2 separate regions of the Homo sapiens genome follow, and region 2 is linked to region 1. The links are chromatin loops, found by intact Hi-C in ENCODE. Cell type or tissue: heart left ventricle. All regions are shown on one strand. Links, peaks and the distances in the headings refer to the core of each region. The heading gives the core; the rest is flanking DNA.

Region 1 (7,508 bases), core at 1,355-5,354:
CTGTGCATGTATGCGTATATTATTATGTAGAATAACATGTAGTGTTACTTCTGTGTGTCTGCATATGAGTGTATTATTATAGTCCAACTCCAGAGAGAAGATATGTATGACTGTTAATCATGCCTAGTATAGATTGTGTTTATTGGGCACACACCTGGTGTAAAAAGTGAGCAGAACTTTGATGCAATGTGCAATGAAAGCTCAGGATGTATATCTTGAAACTATGCCATATTGTCAGGGGGTGGTAAATACAGATAATGTCAATCCAAGGATTGTGGATTCGTTTATTTATTTTATTTATTTATTTTTTATTTTTTGAGACAGAGTTTTGCTCTTGTTGCCCAGGCTGGAGTGCAGTGGCGCAATCTTAGCTCACTGCAGCCTCTGCCTCCCAGGTTCAAGCTATTCTTGTGCCTCAGCCTCCTGAGTAGCTGGGATTACAGATGTGCGCCACCATGCCCGGCTAGTTTTTTGTATTTTTAGTAGAGATGGGGTTTGGCCATGCTGGCCAGGCTGGTCTCAAACTCCTGACAGGTAATCCTCCTGCCTTGGCTTCTGAAAGTGCTGGGATTCCAGGCGTGAGCCACCGCACCTGGCCGATTCATTTATTTTAAGTAGTGAAATTATATGATTGTATTTATCTCAGAGCATTCATTCTGGAGGGTAGTATATGTATTGTTGAGGTGAGGGTGAAGGGCGGTGTGAGCAGTTACAGGCATCAAGAACAGTAAGAAAGCTATTGGGTGGAAATCTGAATTCATAAGGCTCTCTGTGATCTGCCCCTGCCTGCCTCTGATTTAATTTCCTGCCATTTGTTTATTGCTTGCCACTCTGTAGCCACCCTTACTTTTGTGGGAATCAAACTTGTTCTTTCCTTAGAGCCTATCCCTGGTTGTCACTTTGTTGGATTCTTGTCATTTGTACCTCATTTCATGTTCCCCATCTCCTTTCCTGGCCATGTTCTCTAATCCCATTTTGTCTCTATGACTTTCCACTATCGTATCATTCGGTTTTATTTTTTTAACCACTGTTATTACAATCTGTTAACCTTTCTTTCCCCCCATCTCTGTTAACAGTGGCAGTTGGACAAGGTTTGATTGCTAAAGAAAAGTCACATGATCCAAAGTAACAGTGCTCATCAATCTGTGGTTTATTGCTGAAAAACGATACTTAAAGCAAGTGCTTTCAAGTTAGGTTGCACATCACAAGCAAAGGGTGCCTCCCATCAGTGGACCTGAAGGAGCTAAGTGTGAGGTTCAATTGTCCCCCTTCTGTAGGGCCATATGGATATCTTTCTTTCTTGGATCAGGATCACTGATGTGCGCAGAGAACACCTTGGAACCAGGGATCCCATAGTGGAATCTCAGTGGGGCTTATATTCCTGCTGGCCACATAGGCATATTTTTGCTACATAACCAGCCTTAATGGCAGAAACCTCAAGGGGCTCACGAAAACCAGGTGCAAACCATCAGTCTCACTGTTAACAGTAAACAATGCTGACAAGCCGGTACAGACAGGCCATAGCTCTTGGGATTCATGGTTTCAGAGCAACATTATTAATCAGTATGTTTGGTACTTTGACCAGGTATCAGTGCCATGCCATTACCTCTCTTATTTCAGGAATGTACACAGGACAGTTCCAGCCTTCTGGGGTTAACAATCAGAGTGCTTTGTGTTTCCTTTTTTTTTTTTTTTTTTAAACTTCCACTAGAATGTAAATGCCAGTAGAGCAGGAATCTTGTCTTTATTGGAAGATGTGATGAATTCGTTAATGTGTTTTAAGATTTGACAAAGGATATTCAGGGCCGGGTATGGTGGCTCACGCCTGTGATCCTAGCACTTTGGGAGACCAAGGAGAGTGGATCACTCGAGGCCAGGAGTTCAAGACCAGCCTGGCCAACATGGTGAAACCCTGTCTCTACTGAGAATACAAAAATTAGCCGGGCATGGTGGTACATGCCTGTAATTTGGGAGGCTGAGGCGGGAGAATCACTTGAACCTGAGAAGCGGAGCTTGCAGTGAGCCGAGATCACGCCACTGCACTCCAGCCTGGGCAACGGAGTGAGACTCTGTCTCAAAAAAAAAAAAAAAAAAGATATTCAGAATGACAATGTGTTTTTTTAATTTAGTTTTTTTTTGTTTTCTCAACTTTTAGGTGTGGGAATAAGTATCTTTGGAAGACCAGGCACTTTATGCAGTATTGAGCTCAGGAGGCAGTGAGTGTTAAGGAATGGGTGTAAAAGTGAGTGTGATTCTCTTTCCCATCTTGCTATTTCTTTATTTTTCCTGGACTCTCTCTTAAGGGTCTTTATGATTAGGCAAATAGCTTTTGACTTTTTTTGTGTGTGTTGCTATGTGTCTTTGAATGAAGAGTTAGGCATTCAGTATGTTCTCTTTGAAGTGTCTCCTACGCTTGACATGGATTCCCGATTTGCTGAAGAAGTTCTCAATATATTCTCTGAAACCTAGTTTCTGTTGCCATTGTGCTTGACATGGATTCCCGATTTGCTGAAGAAGTTCTCAATATATTCTCTGAAACCTAGTTTCTGTTGCCATTGTGCTACTGACTGCGTGATAAGCCTCAGTACGTTTTAAAATTTTTTATTTTAGAGACAGGGTCTTGCTATGTTGCCCAGACTGGTCTCTAACTCCCTTGTCTCAAACAATCCTCTTAACCTCAGCCTCCCAAGCAGCTGGGACTATAGGTGCAAGCCTCTGTGTCCGGCTCAGTAATTTAACCAATTTCACAGTACCTCTAAACCCCAAATATGGTGGCCTTTTCTTTCAAAACATTTCTAGATGGACCTTTTCTGAGGAGTTAACAATTGTTTTAGTCTGGGCTTTGATAATCTCTTTACAGGTCTGTTTTTGCCTCCCTTTCAGGTAATTATTTTTTTAACTTGTTAACTTGTTTTGAACACTTGAGCATTTTATATGGTTCAAAATTTAAAAAGTACAAAAGTGTATACAGCAAAAAACCTTTCCACATCTGTCCCCTAGCCACTTGGTTCACCTCTCTGGAGTGACGGGTATTATTAGTTTTTTATGTGTCCTTCCAGAGATGATGTTACTATATACAGAAAAGTACGTAATATGCTGTCTCCCAATGTATTTCCCAAAAACGTTGTAGAATATTATATGCACTGCTTTTATTGCCTAACTGTCTTTCCTGGTGATCATTCCCAAATCGATATCTGAAGAGTTTCTTGTTTTGTTTTTGTTGTTGTTGTTGTTTTTGACTGAATAATACTTTATTATAATTTTACCAGGCCCCTGTTGATGGAGAATTGGTTGTTTCTTTTTATAATGCAGCAATGAATAACATTGTATATAAGTTATTTTGCATGTGTGCAAACGTTTTGATGAATAAGTTCCCCACAGTAGAATTTCACGGTCAAAGGATATGTGCATTTTTATTGTATTTATTTATTCTTTTTCTTTCTTTCTTTTTTTTTTTTTTGAGATGGAGTCTCAGTCTGTCGCCCAGGCTGGAGTGCAGTGGCGTGATCTCGGCTCACTGCAACCTCCGCCTCCTGGGTTCAAGCGATTCTCCAGCCTCCATCTCCTGAGTAGCTTGGACTACAGGCGCACGCCACTACGCCCAGCTAATTGTTGTATTTTTAGTACAGACACGGGTTTGGCGTGTTGGCCAGGCTGGTCTTAAACTCCTGTCCTCAGGTGATCTGCCTGCCTCGGCCTCCCAAAGTGCTGGGATTACAGGCGTGAGCCACTGCACCCTGCTGGATATGTGCATTTTTAAATTTCACTGCCAGGTTGTCTTCATGGAGGTTGTAGTTATTGATATTTCTACCACCAGTGTGTGTTATAACACTATAGAGTGTTATAAAACTTCTTATCTTTGCCAAACTGGTGGATAAAGAACGGTATCTTGTACTTTTTTTTTAAGATATGCTTTTCATTATGATATGCAGAATACATTAAAAGGTACAGACTACAGATGGTGAAGTTCACAAATTGGACAAACCTGTGTAACCACTATACCAGTCATTACTCTATCCCCAGCCTCTGGAAAGGTAACCATTATCCTGACTTAAAGTATCTATTCATTATTCTTGTGTTTCATATAAACATACAGTGTGTGCTCTTGTTTATGGCTTGTTTTTCTCAGCATTATAAGAGATTTATTTTACTGAGATTCATCCAAATCGTATCAGAAGTTCTCAGTGAAATCTTAATTTGCATTTCTCTTGCAAGGAGGTTGAGCACTTTTTAATGTTTTAAGCTTTAAAATTTTTATTTTCTGTAAGCTGTTTACATTCTGTATCCTTGAGTAGGGAATCATTTTCTTCTGGATCTCGTTACATGTAAAGGAAGCTGATTGTCTCAGATATGAGTTGTAATTGTTTTCTTCATCTAGTCCTGCTTTTGATTTTGCATATGATAGTTCTTGCCATAAAGGATTTTTAAAAAAAGTATAATACAATTTTTTGTGGCCATTTACCTTTTTTCTCAATTACTTGTTTTTTTCCTGTGGGCCTACTGTCTTTTGAGCATCCCATAGCCCTTAGATTACACTTTAATGTCATCAAAGATTAAAGTGCAAAAACCACCTCTAAAAATGACCGTGCTGAACATGAAATTTGAATCACGTGTAAGTGGAGTTATAGAAGAAATAGCTGATGGGGAGAGTGTTGCGAGAATCTGCAGCTGGAGAAACTTAGTGAAGGTGAATTTATGGACATAAATGAGGAAAGTGGCTGTGATGAAAAAGACGATGGCCTCATAGGAAGTGTCACTGGCCAAAAACTTCACAATAAAGGAACTCTATCAGAGATATTTCATGACATTCAACATTCAAGGATAAAATGTTAGAAGCTTTAGAGAGTTGTGTGAAAATGCCCCAAGAAATTTCCCCAAGAAATAGAAAAGATATTTGCTCTGTGTCATAAGTGGCCAAGTTTGGTGGCTCAGGCTGGGCACGGTGGCTCACGCCTGTAATCCCAGCACTTTCGGAGGACGACGGGGGCAGATTGCTTGAGCTCAGGAGTTCTCAATCAGCCTGGGCAACATGGCAAAACCCCATCTCTACTAAAAATACAAAAATTAACCAGGCGTGGTGGGATGCATCTGTTGTCCTAGCTACTTGGGGGACTGAGGTGAGATGATCGCGTGAGCTTGAGAGATCCAGGCTGCAGGGAGCTGTGTTTGTGCCACTGCACTCCAGCCTGGATGACAGAGAAAGACCCTGTCTCCAAAAAAGCAGAAAAGATGCTTGCTCTCTGTGTCATAAGTTATATGAGAACAAAAGTTGCTATTCAAAGTTCTCAATAAGCCATTTACCAAGAAATAAAACAGTTCACATCGGTTCTAATGTTTTAAATTACAGTGTACTAAAAGAATGATTTTTTTTTTGTCTTTTTTTCCTGAGACGGAGTCTTGTTCTGTCACCCAGGCTGAAGTGCAGTGGTGTGATCTTGGCTTACTGCAGCCTCCACCTCCTGGGTCTAGGTGATTCTCCTGCCTCAGCCTCCCGAGTAGCCAGGACTATAGGTGTGCACCACCACGCCCAACTAATTTTTGCATTTTAGTAGAGATGGGGGTTTCACCATGTTGGCCAGGCTGGTCTCGAACTCCTGACCTCAAGTGATCTGCTTGCTTCGGACTCCCAAAGTGCTGGGATTACAGGCGTGAGCCACTGCGCCCGGCCCGTTTTACAATGTTTTGATTATACGTTGATAACTGATAGTAAATGTTTTTAATATCTTGACCAAGTTTTTAAAGTAATGGAACAATTCACACTGATTAAGATCACCTTGTTCAGTTTCAAATCTTGGTGATTTTTACATTCCCACACTACCATCCAAAATGTGAACTGCCGGTATATGTTTAAACAAAAAACCTCCCAAACTCCTTAAAGTGACTCAATAGTGTTTCAGACAGTGAATTCTTCCTTGTCTCTTCTAACTTTCAGGTCCATTGAAGATTAAATAGAACTGCATGTTTGATACCCTTTTCTTGTACTTAGGACTTGATCTGCAGCTGTTATAGATCTCAGGTCTTCCCTAAATTGCCAGATGTTGATACTAGTAGTCTAATGAGCTGTGTGAAGAATAGTATACAAGATAGCAAGTAACAACAATGATTGCAATCCAAAGTGTTTCTTGAGCACCTGCTATACCAGATACTGTGTTTTTAGGTTTTGGAGATAAATAACATTAGGTCCCCTGTGTTCTTTTTTTCTTCACACTCTATAAAGGGCAGACAGATGAAAGGATAGTAGAAGGAGTTATATCGTAGAAGAATTTTTAATGATACTGAGAATTACAGATAATTTTAAACACTTTTAAGATGTTGCAATTCTGTGCTGTTTTATATGATGTTAGAGATACCATAAAAGAAATGACTCAAGGGACTTGGGAACTAGATATACAAGTTGAGCTTCTGTATGTAGGTCAGGTGGCAGTATGTTGAGATACATAGAATAACACAAAGGGTTTTTTAATGTAATAATACATTATGGAAAGAATTATACTTGGGCAGCAGGTTCCACATTGATTATAATCTGTGGCAGATTACTCTTTAAAACAATCAAACTTTTGTATTGTTGAACGCATTTTATGAGAAGAGAACTGTAGGTTAGTTCACCAACTGAATGTTGTTTTTGCTGAAACTGGGTTTTGCTAAAACTGCCATTCTAATGCTCTTATTCCTTAAGCCTAAACTTAGATGGTTAAATATTACAACCGTACATTATGTACAGTCACTTGAAAAGGATTTGATTTGGGCATTTCTCTGTAAAAGCTTGACTTGTGCCCTTTTTTTTTTTTTGGCTGAAAATGGGGGATGAAATCAAGGATATATTGATTTTAATTATTTGCTAAAGACATATTTATTGAATATTTATGGAGAGCCAGTGCCAAGAATTCTGAGGGATATGAAAATGCTTGTTAGTAGGCTACCATGGAACTTAGTTTAGTAGGTGAGAAAGTCTTGAATGTGAATAGCTGAACAAGTAATACAAGTTGGCAGTATTTTATGGGTGTTACAAGTGATGACTTAGGTTCAAAGGAATAAGCAGTTATTTCTAGCTGGAGGAATCAGAAGGCTTCATGGATGTAGGACTTGAAAGGCATCTTATGGACATATTAGTAGAAGATGTACTAATTGGAGCAAACAACACTGGGAAAGTCCTGATGATTTAAAGCTTCTCTGATGTATCTTAATTTTATTACATAACCGATGTTTAACAAATGATTGGATTATTAATATTACCATTTTTTGGTCTTAAAAAGAATATTGTTGTGTTAGATGATTCAGCATAGTATTGTAGTTCTCAAAGTGTGATCCTTGGCAGCATCAACATCTCCTGCTAACTTGTTGGAAATGCAGATTCTTGGCTGAATCCCATATCTAGCCGTTGAGTCAGAAAGTGGTGTGGGATTCAGCACCCTGTGCTTTAACAGGTCTTATTTTGACAGAGCCACTTCTACTTAATGACTACCTTTTTAAAAATGCGGTAACTGATGCTCACTTTGGCAGCACATATG
Region 2 (7,508 bases), core at 2,111-6,110, 360 kb before region 1:
CTGATGCATATGGCTGTCATTGACCCTTCATCACTAGCCTAACAATAATAGTTGGTTTGCAATTTATTTGGATCCTCTGAAGATTGGGAGTTATTGTTAGCAGACAATTTTCCATGGATCTCTCAATATTTCTGCACATCTTATAAGCAGAAGTACTGACGGCCTTTTGTTCTGAACTATCTTTTCAAGGATATTTGTATAGCAAACAGCATGGAAATAATAGACAGTGTGTTTCCCTCCAAAGCAAAGAGCAGGTTGCTTACAGCTTCGCCATGATTTTAAAGGCGATATTTCCCACTGAAGCAAAAGGCAGGTATGCTTACTGTCCAGTGTAATAAAGAAAATGTTTCTCTCTGAAAGCAAAGGTCAAGCATGCTAAATGTATATTACACAAGATTCAGATTCCCTAAGTTCGGGGACTCTTCTGTAACAAACCCATTGAGTGTGCAGTTATTATGTAGCTCCTGTGGGAACTGGAGCTTAGGGATTAGGACAAAAATGCTAATTCTCTGGCTACTGTCCTTTACCTCTGACCTGGGAGTCTCAAGTCTCCAACCAGCATCCTTGAAACTGTGGCTGGCTAACCTGTCAGCTTGCAAGTAGATAAAATCCTAGACCCTCAGAGGTCTTGGCAGTTACAAAATGACCTTCTGTACCTTCCCAACCCTCTCATAGTATTTATTTCTCCTCCAAGAGTGGGATGGCTGCTATGTATTTACATAGCATCTGGCCATGTGCCAATTCACCAGGTCCCCATAGGACTCTACCCCCAGAATTCTATTTCTTAACATTCTCACATAGATGCCAAAAGTAGGCACTAGTTTCTTTGTTTCTTCCCCCTAGTTGTACATCTTTATCTTTAGTATGCATATACTGTATCACATATTTCAACAGCTGCAAGAAGCAGCAAATACATACTAGATCAGTATAGTCTCTGGCCACTATATGCCAAGCCCACACAAATGCATTAGTAAACTTCACTTGAGATTAAGGATGTAAAAACCTTGTGCAAAACCATCTATAAATATAAAGTTTTATTATTATGAGCTCCTATAATACAAGAATTCTGGTTGACCACCTCTGAGCTGGCTACTAGAATTTCCTCATTCCTGAACAGGAGAACTTTAGCTAAGAGTAAATTAGTAAGCGCTCAGGTAAAACAATTGTAAGAGAGCAGAAAAGGCTGGGCGCGGTGGCTCACGCCTGTAATCCCAGCATTTTGGGAGGCTAAGGCAGGTGGATCATGAGGTCAGGAGTTTGAGACCAGCCTGACCAACATGGTGAAACCCCATCTCTACTAAAAATACAAAAATTATCCGGGTGTGGTGGTGCGCGCCTGTAATCCCAGCTACTCAGGAAGCTGAGACAGGAGAATCACTTGAACCCAGGAGGCAGAGGTTGCAGTGAGCCAAGATTGCGCCGTTGCTCTTCAGCCGGGGCAAGAGAGCAAGACTCCATCTCAACCAAAAAAAAAAAAAGAGAGAGACCAGGAAAACAAAAGTATCCTTTGTCAGAAGCTGAAAGTGAACCAGTACCATGTTGAATCTGTCAATACAAGACAGAAGGACAAAATATCATTGTCCTTCTAAATTTTGCTTGCATTTTACTGACAATCTGGTTACTAAATTGTTAGATACAGAATTAACTCTTACGTACTTGGTCTAGCAATGGACCAAATTAAATTAATAGATAAGAAGCAAGTTGCAAAAATTCCCGAGCTATCTTCTTCTTCTTTTGTACCATTTTACATGGCATCAAAATCTGTTCCAGTTACTAAGGACACATATGAATTTACCCCACAACTCAGTGGCATGAAACAGCAATGTGTCATGCTCACAGATTCTGTAGAGGAAATTGGACAGGACACTGTGGGGACAGCTTGTCTCTGATCCACAACGGTCTGGGGTCTCAGATGGAAGATTCAAAGACTGGGAGCTGAAATCATCTGAAAGCGTCTTCACTCGTGTCTACTGTACAATGGTGGCACTCAGCTGAAGACCTTAGTTCCTCTCTATATTGGCCTCTCCATGCAAGTTAATTTTGCTTCCTCAGAGCATAACAGCTGAGTTCCAAGGACAGGTGTCCTGAGAGAGGAATCAGATGGAGGCTGTATCCTCTCTATGGCCTTAGCCTTGGAAGTCACATAGCATCACTTCTGCTGCATCTGTTGATCAAAAATGGAAGTTTCTGTCTTGATCCAAACCCAGAAAATATAAATCTCAGCATTAAATAAGAAGGTGTCAGTTACAATTTAAGAAATGCATGTGGCACTCAGATATGTATATTTGTATGGCCATCTTTGGAAAATACAATCTACCACACTCTGTATTTGTGTGACTTCTCTCAATGAACCTACAAAACAGATGCTTTCATTCTCTTCATTTCACAGATAGAAAATTAAACCCAAACAAGTTTAACAACTTGGCCAAATTAACACTTGATTATAAGAACATCTATTAGTAAACTTACCCATGTTTGAACTTTGTTGATACGAAGAGGTTCCTCCTCCCATGGCCAGAGATGATTTTTAGTTTCCATGTTGAGCCACTGTTTCCTTTTTTTCTTTTTTGAGATAGGGTCTCACTTTGTCACCCAGGCTGGAGTGCAGTGGTGCCATCTTGGCTCACTGCAGACTTGACCTCCCAGGTTCAAGCAATCCTGCTTCAGCCTCCCAAGTAGCTGGGACTATAGGCACGCACAGCCACACCCGGCTAATTTTTGTACTTTCTGTGGCGACAGGGTTTCACCATGTTGCCCAGGCTGGTCTTGGACTCCAGAGCTCAAGAAATCCACCCGCCTCGGCCTCCCAAAGTGCTAGGATTACAGGCGTGAGCCATGGCCACCCGGCCTGAGCCACTGTTTTCTATCATGTCTCAAGTTTCACTGTCTAAGATCCGACACATGACTTGAAGACTTACCCCTTTAAATTTTCCTCTTATTTTAACAGCTTTTGGGATTCTACTGGAAGTTTGTACAGCGTAGTGGTACCAGGAATAAGCATTGGAGGCAGATAAACATGGCTTTAAATCCTGGCTCTACCACTTCTTGTTTAGATGCAGCAAACACATTACTTACCCTTGGTAAGCCTCCCTCCCAACAGGGATAATAATAAGCTTCTCGAACCTGGTACAGAAGGTGCATATTAATAGAATAAGTAAAATATCACTGACACCTGTCCCCACATTCTTATGCCACTCCCTAGGAACTTTCATCTAATTATAACTAGAAGTTCTCAGATGGTGTTTCATGAGTGCTTACAAATGAATCACCATTGATGCTAACAGTAGGCTTCCTCTTCTGATCCAGACGCCTTCATGGTGGATGGTCTCAGGAAGTCACTGAGGGCAGTACCTCATCACTACCTTGATTACAGATGCTCCCCTAAAACAAGGCTGTCTCCTAATGAGACTACATAGCAGCAATCTCTCAGGATGCTGCAGAGGCACGGTATTCGGTTTATCATTGGGAGTAATGCCCCCTCCACCCTTCCACTTGGGTCACAGAGACACATAGTTTTTTCTGCTTTTGCTAGCAATTTCTCTCTCTAGAGGACTTGCATATTGATCCTTAGAGCCAGGAGATAACACACCTTTCTGTGCTCTCAAAGTCTACACAACCAACCCTCTTCCTCCTCCAAACTTGCCTTCCTTTCTTCAGCTAAAAGCAAAAGCACAACACAACTTACACCAGTCCCTTCTTCTGAGATCTGTTCATCGCTTTACAGATTCTCCTACACCCGTTAATACGCACACTGTGCTTTATGTGCTCACTCTCAACTGCACTTCCTTCTTTCTCTCTGATTTTATGTCCCAATCAGCCTCTCTCATCTCTCTTTTTTTTTTCTTGCTTTTATAAATCATGGGGCCAGGCGTGGTGGCTCACACCTGTAATCCCAGCACTTTGGGAGGCTGAGGCAGGTGGATCACTTGAGGTCAGGAATTCAAGACCAGCCTGGCCAACATGGTGAAACCCCATCTCTACTAAAAATACAAAAATTAGCCAGGCACGGTGGCGAATGCCTGTAATCCCCTCTACTCAGGAGCCTGAGGCAGGAGAATCTCTTGAACCCAGGAGGCAGAGGCTGCAGTGAGCCAAGATCGCGCCACTGCACTCCAGCCTGTTTACAGAGCAAGGCTCCATCTTCAATAAATAAATAAATAAATAAATAAATAAATAAATAAATAAATAAAGGTACCTCCACGTAGGAATGAGCTTCACTCAACTACTTTCTATTAGAGTTGCTATAGTCCTGGTTTGCCCAGTCTTGGCACCCAAATTTTATTACTTAGATCCTCCCAATGATGACAAATATATGTAACATTATCAGGGAGGGTTCTTTAACTGCAGACTTCATTTAAAAAGAGGAAAAAAAGAATGTTTTGAGACTGACTCAAACCCCATTGTGGAACGAGAACTACATACAATTTATATGTCAAGAAGTTAAGCTGAATTGAATATATAGTTAATTGCAAAAGGTATTCAATATAGAACTGATAATAGCATACAATCCTACACAGCTAAGAGAATTTTTTTTAATTGGCCAGATGTGGCTGAGGGGAGTGTCTGCCCTGGTCCCCTGCAGCTGTCCTTCCTCTGTCTTTCATATCTGGCTCTTCCGTTGCCCTCTGCTGAGTCCCTCTGTGTCTGTGTCTCACACCATCTGGATTGAAGGGGTCACTCTCCTGTGTCAAGACTTTTCATGCCAATTATTTAATGCCATTTCTCCATCTGAAATTATTCAAAGTTCACTTTTAATTCAAATTCCCCATGGAATCCATTTGTCAGGAGGTTGCTTTCTCCAAATATGTTCTGCAAACTGTCATCTCTGGCTGCTTGCTGTCATAAATAGACGTTAGTCTCTATTTCCTGTGCTGTTCCCAAGAGAAGTGTCATATAGCTCCAGGCTTTTTGGTGGGAAGAGAGCTACTTCCAGTGTGGATACTACAAGAAAAGCTTCCCTTGTTGCCCAGCTCTCTGATACTTCCTGTGTTTCCATGGCAAACTTCCCTCTTGGATGCAGCTGCTTAGGAGGGGCGGGGAGAAGGGAACTGTTTAACCATTTTGTTCCCATCACATGCCTCTTATACGTTCAATTTTCCCCTGCACACTACATGTGACTCCCGTCCTTGTCCCCTTTTTAAGCACGTACCCACCCCCCATCCCCCGCCTCCAGACACACACAACAAACATTTCTTTCAGCTCACTCAAATATGTGGAGTTACTCGCTTAACCCGTGGAAAATGCTATCCTTTTGGCAGGAAAATGCTGGATTCATGATAGTGCCACTAGAAAAGCATTTTTTTAACTTCTCCATTTCCAGCACATCTTGGTTCTAGCAGAATGAGTAGGTCCTTGAACCCCAAAGCCAGGGCTGGTGGTCACCCTAGGAAGTCACCTGTAGCGGTAAAAACCAATGCGTGTAATGGGGATAGTATTTTTGGCATTTTGAATATTTTCATTTCCCCCTTAAATCATGCACCTTCACAACCTCAGCATCCAAGCTTAGCCAAAAAGCGCATTGCCTCAGGGAATAAGAGGCCATTGATTATCTTTGAGTCATAAATCTGACTTTTGTAAGTCCACATCAAAACAATTGTCACGAAAGCCAAGCTTTGGGTAGACAGAAAAGGCCATTCTAAGTTCCCTTAGCCTCTATTTAGCATAGTAAGAGCCAAGCCTGGCAGACCAGAGGGCATCACATGCCTTGGGTAGGGAGAACGAACTCTGGAGAGAACACAGAAAAAAATAAAAACTGCCTTTTCAGCCCTGCTGCATTGCAGGAAGCAAAGGAGGCAGCAAATGGGACCAAGCATCATGGCTCCTCCCTGTCCCTGTCCCCACAAGGGGCTGCAATTCTAGAATGGGGCTTACATTGGTTTAGAGGAAAGCCAAACAGAGAGTGTTTTGCCTCATTTCCCATTTGAGACTCATAGCAAACTACCATAGAATAGCTGCATCAGAGAAACACTTCGTTTATGCAGAAGGAGGGCCTGAATTTAGCCCCCAGAGGCTCTCTTGGTCCCCAAGTATCCTATCTGACCATTTCCACCTGCCCTGAGATAGGAAGTAGGCTGTATCTGAAGGTACCAGGTAGAGCGCTTACTCTGGGCTTGCTGTTGGGAATCAGAAGGGAGCCTGCTAGACCAGAGGATGAGGTGGGAGTAACAGCCTGTCCTCAAGAATGAAAGTGGCATCAAATCAGCAGCGAGAACAACCAAGTCCAACCAAACCAAGAGATTATAGAGCAGGAGTCTGACAGCTCCCAATTTCAGCTGCCCAGCAGCAGGGAAAGTAGAGCGGGAATGAAAGAGACAGCAGAGCAGAGGACTGAGGAGCCAGGGAAGGACAGACATGGGCCTGGGAACCCTCTTTCCCACTGCCACCAGGTCAGCCAGTCTTCCTCCTGCTATCTACTGAAAAATCATCTCAGAAAAAGAAGATGAGAAGAAAATCTGGAATTCTTTTATTTCAAAATCACTTTGTTGTGGTATAATTGACATACAAAAAGCTGTACATATTAATTGCAAAAAGCTCAGTGAGTTTGAGGTTAAATATATACTGTGAAACCATCACTACCATCAAGGCCATAAACATATCTGTTGCAATGGTTTGAATGTCCCCTTCAAAACTCATGTTGAATCTCAATCCCCAATATGGCAGTATTGAGAGGTGGGGCCTTTAAGAGGTGATTGGGTCATGGAATAATCCACTTTTAGATTAATGGATTAATTCATTAATGGGTTATCATGGGAGTGGCTTTATAAGAAGAGGAAGAGTGACTGAAGCTAATACGTGAGCATGCTCAGCCCCTGGCCATATGATGCCCTGCGCCACCTTAGGACCGCAGAGTCCCCATCAGCAAGAAGGCCCTCACTAGATGCAGCCTCTCTACCTTGAACTTTTCAGCCTCCATAACTGTAAGAAATAAATTCCTTTTCTTTATAAATTACCCAGTTCCAAGTATTCTGTTATATGCAACAGAAAACAGACTAATACACCTATCACCTCCCCCACAAAGTTTCTTCCTGCCACTTTTATTATTTTGTGTGTGTATGATAAGACTTAATGTAAGATCTATCTTCTTAGCAAATATTAAGTATATGATACAATACTGTCAACCATAGGCATTATGCTGTATACTAGATCTCCAGAAGTTATTTATTTTGCGCAGCTGAAGCTTTGCCCTTTAACTATCATTTCCGCACGTCTCTATCCCCCATTCCACTCTCTGCTCCAACTTTGATGATTTTAGATCCCACAGATAAGTAAATCATATTGATTACCCAAAAGATACTGTCACCCACATTTGCAAGTTGTTTTTTCACCCTGTGGTGAGCAGCTTCTACGGCTCCCAATGATCTCCACTTCCTGCTACTCCTGCCCTTGTGTGATCTACTCCCCTTGCGTGTGGTTTGGACTTAGTGATTTGCTTCTAACAAATGGAATTTGAAAGATTCTGGCTTCCAATTTGCTCACCTCTCTTTCTCTCTTACTTGCTCACTCTGATG

What was found. Peaks named below come from ENCODE experiments on the same cell type or tissue, not always from the same donor. Only the 100,000 strongest peaks of a DNase experiment are listed, where the experiment ranks them.
Region 2: it touches region 1 in a loop (4-fold over the local background); 1 of 110 quality-filtered maps calls a loop at or near these places.

The regions. Positions count from the first base shown.
Region 1 is chr3:177,126,097-177,133,604 of GRCh38, reverse strand. The region is part of intron 1 of TBL1XR1 (TBL1X/Y related 1); the gene reads left to right. It also overlaps the pseudogene RNU6-681P. Among named protein-coding and RNA genes, the nearest start is that of TBL1XR1, 68 kb to the left of the region's middle. In heart left ventricle, for the core only: a CTCF peak has its summit at 3,741 (motif pointing left); a DNase peak (open chromatin) is centred at 3,624.
Region 2 is chr3:177,488,978-177,496,485 of GRCh38, reverse strand. The region is part of intron 1 of LINC00578 (long intergenic non-protein coding RNA 578); the gene reads right to left. Among named protein-coding and RNA genes, the nearest start is that of LINC00578, 51 kb to the right of the region's middle. In heart left ventricle, for the core only: no CTCF peak of the experiment used is centred there; no DNase peak of the experiment used is centred there; H3K27ac peaks cover 474 bases.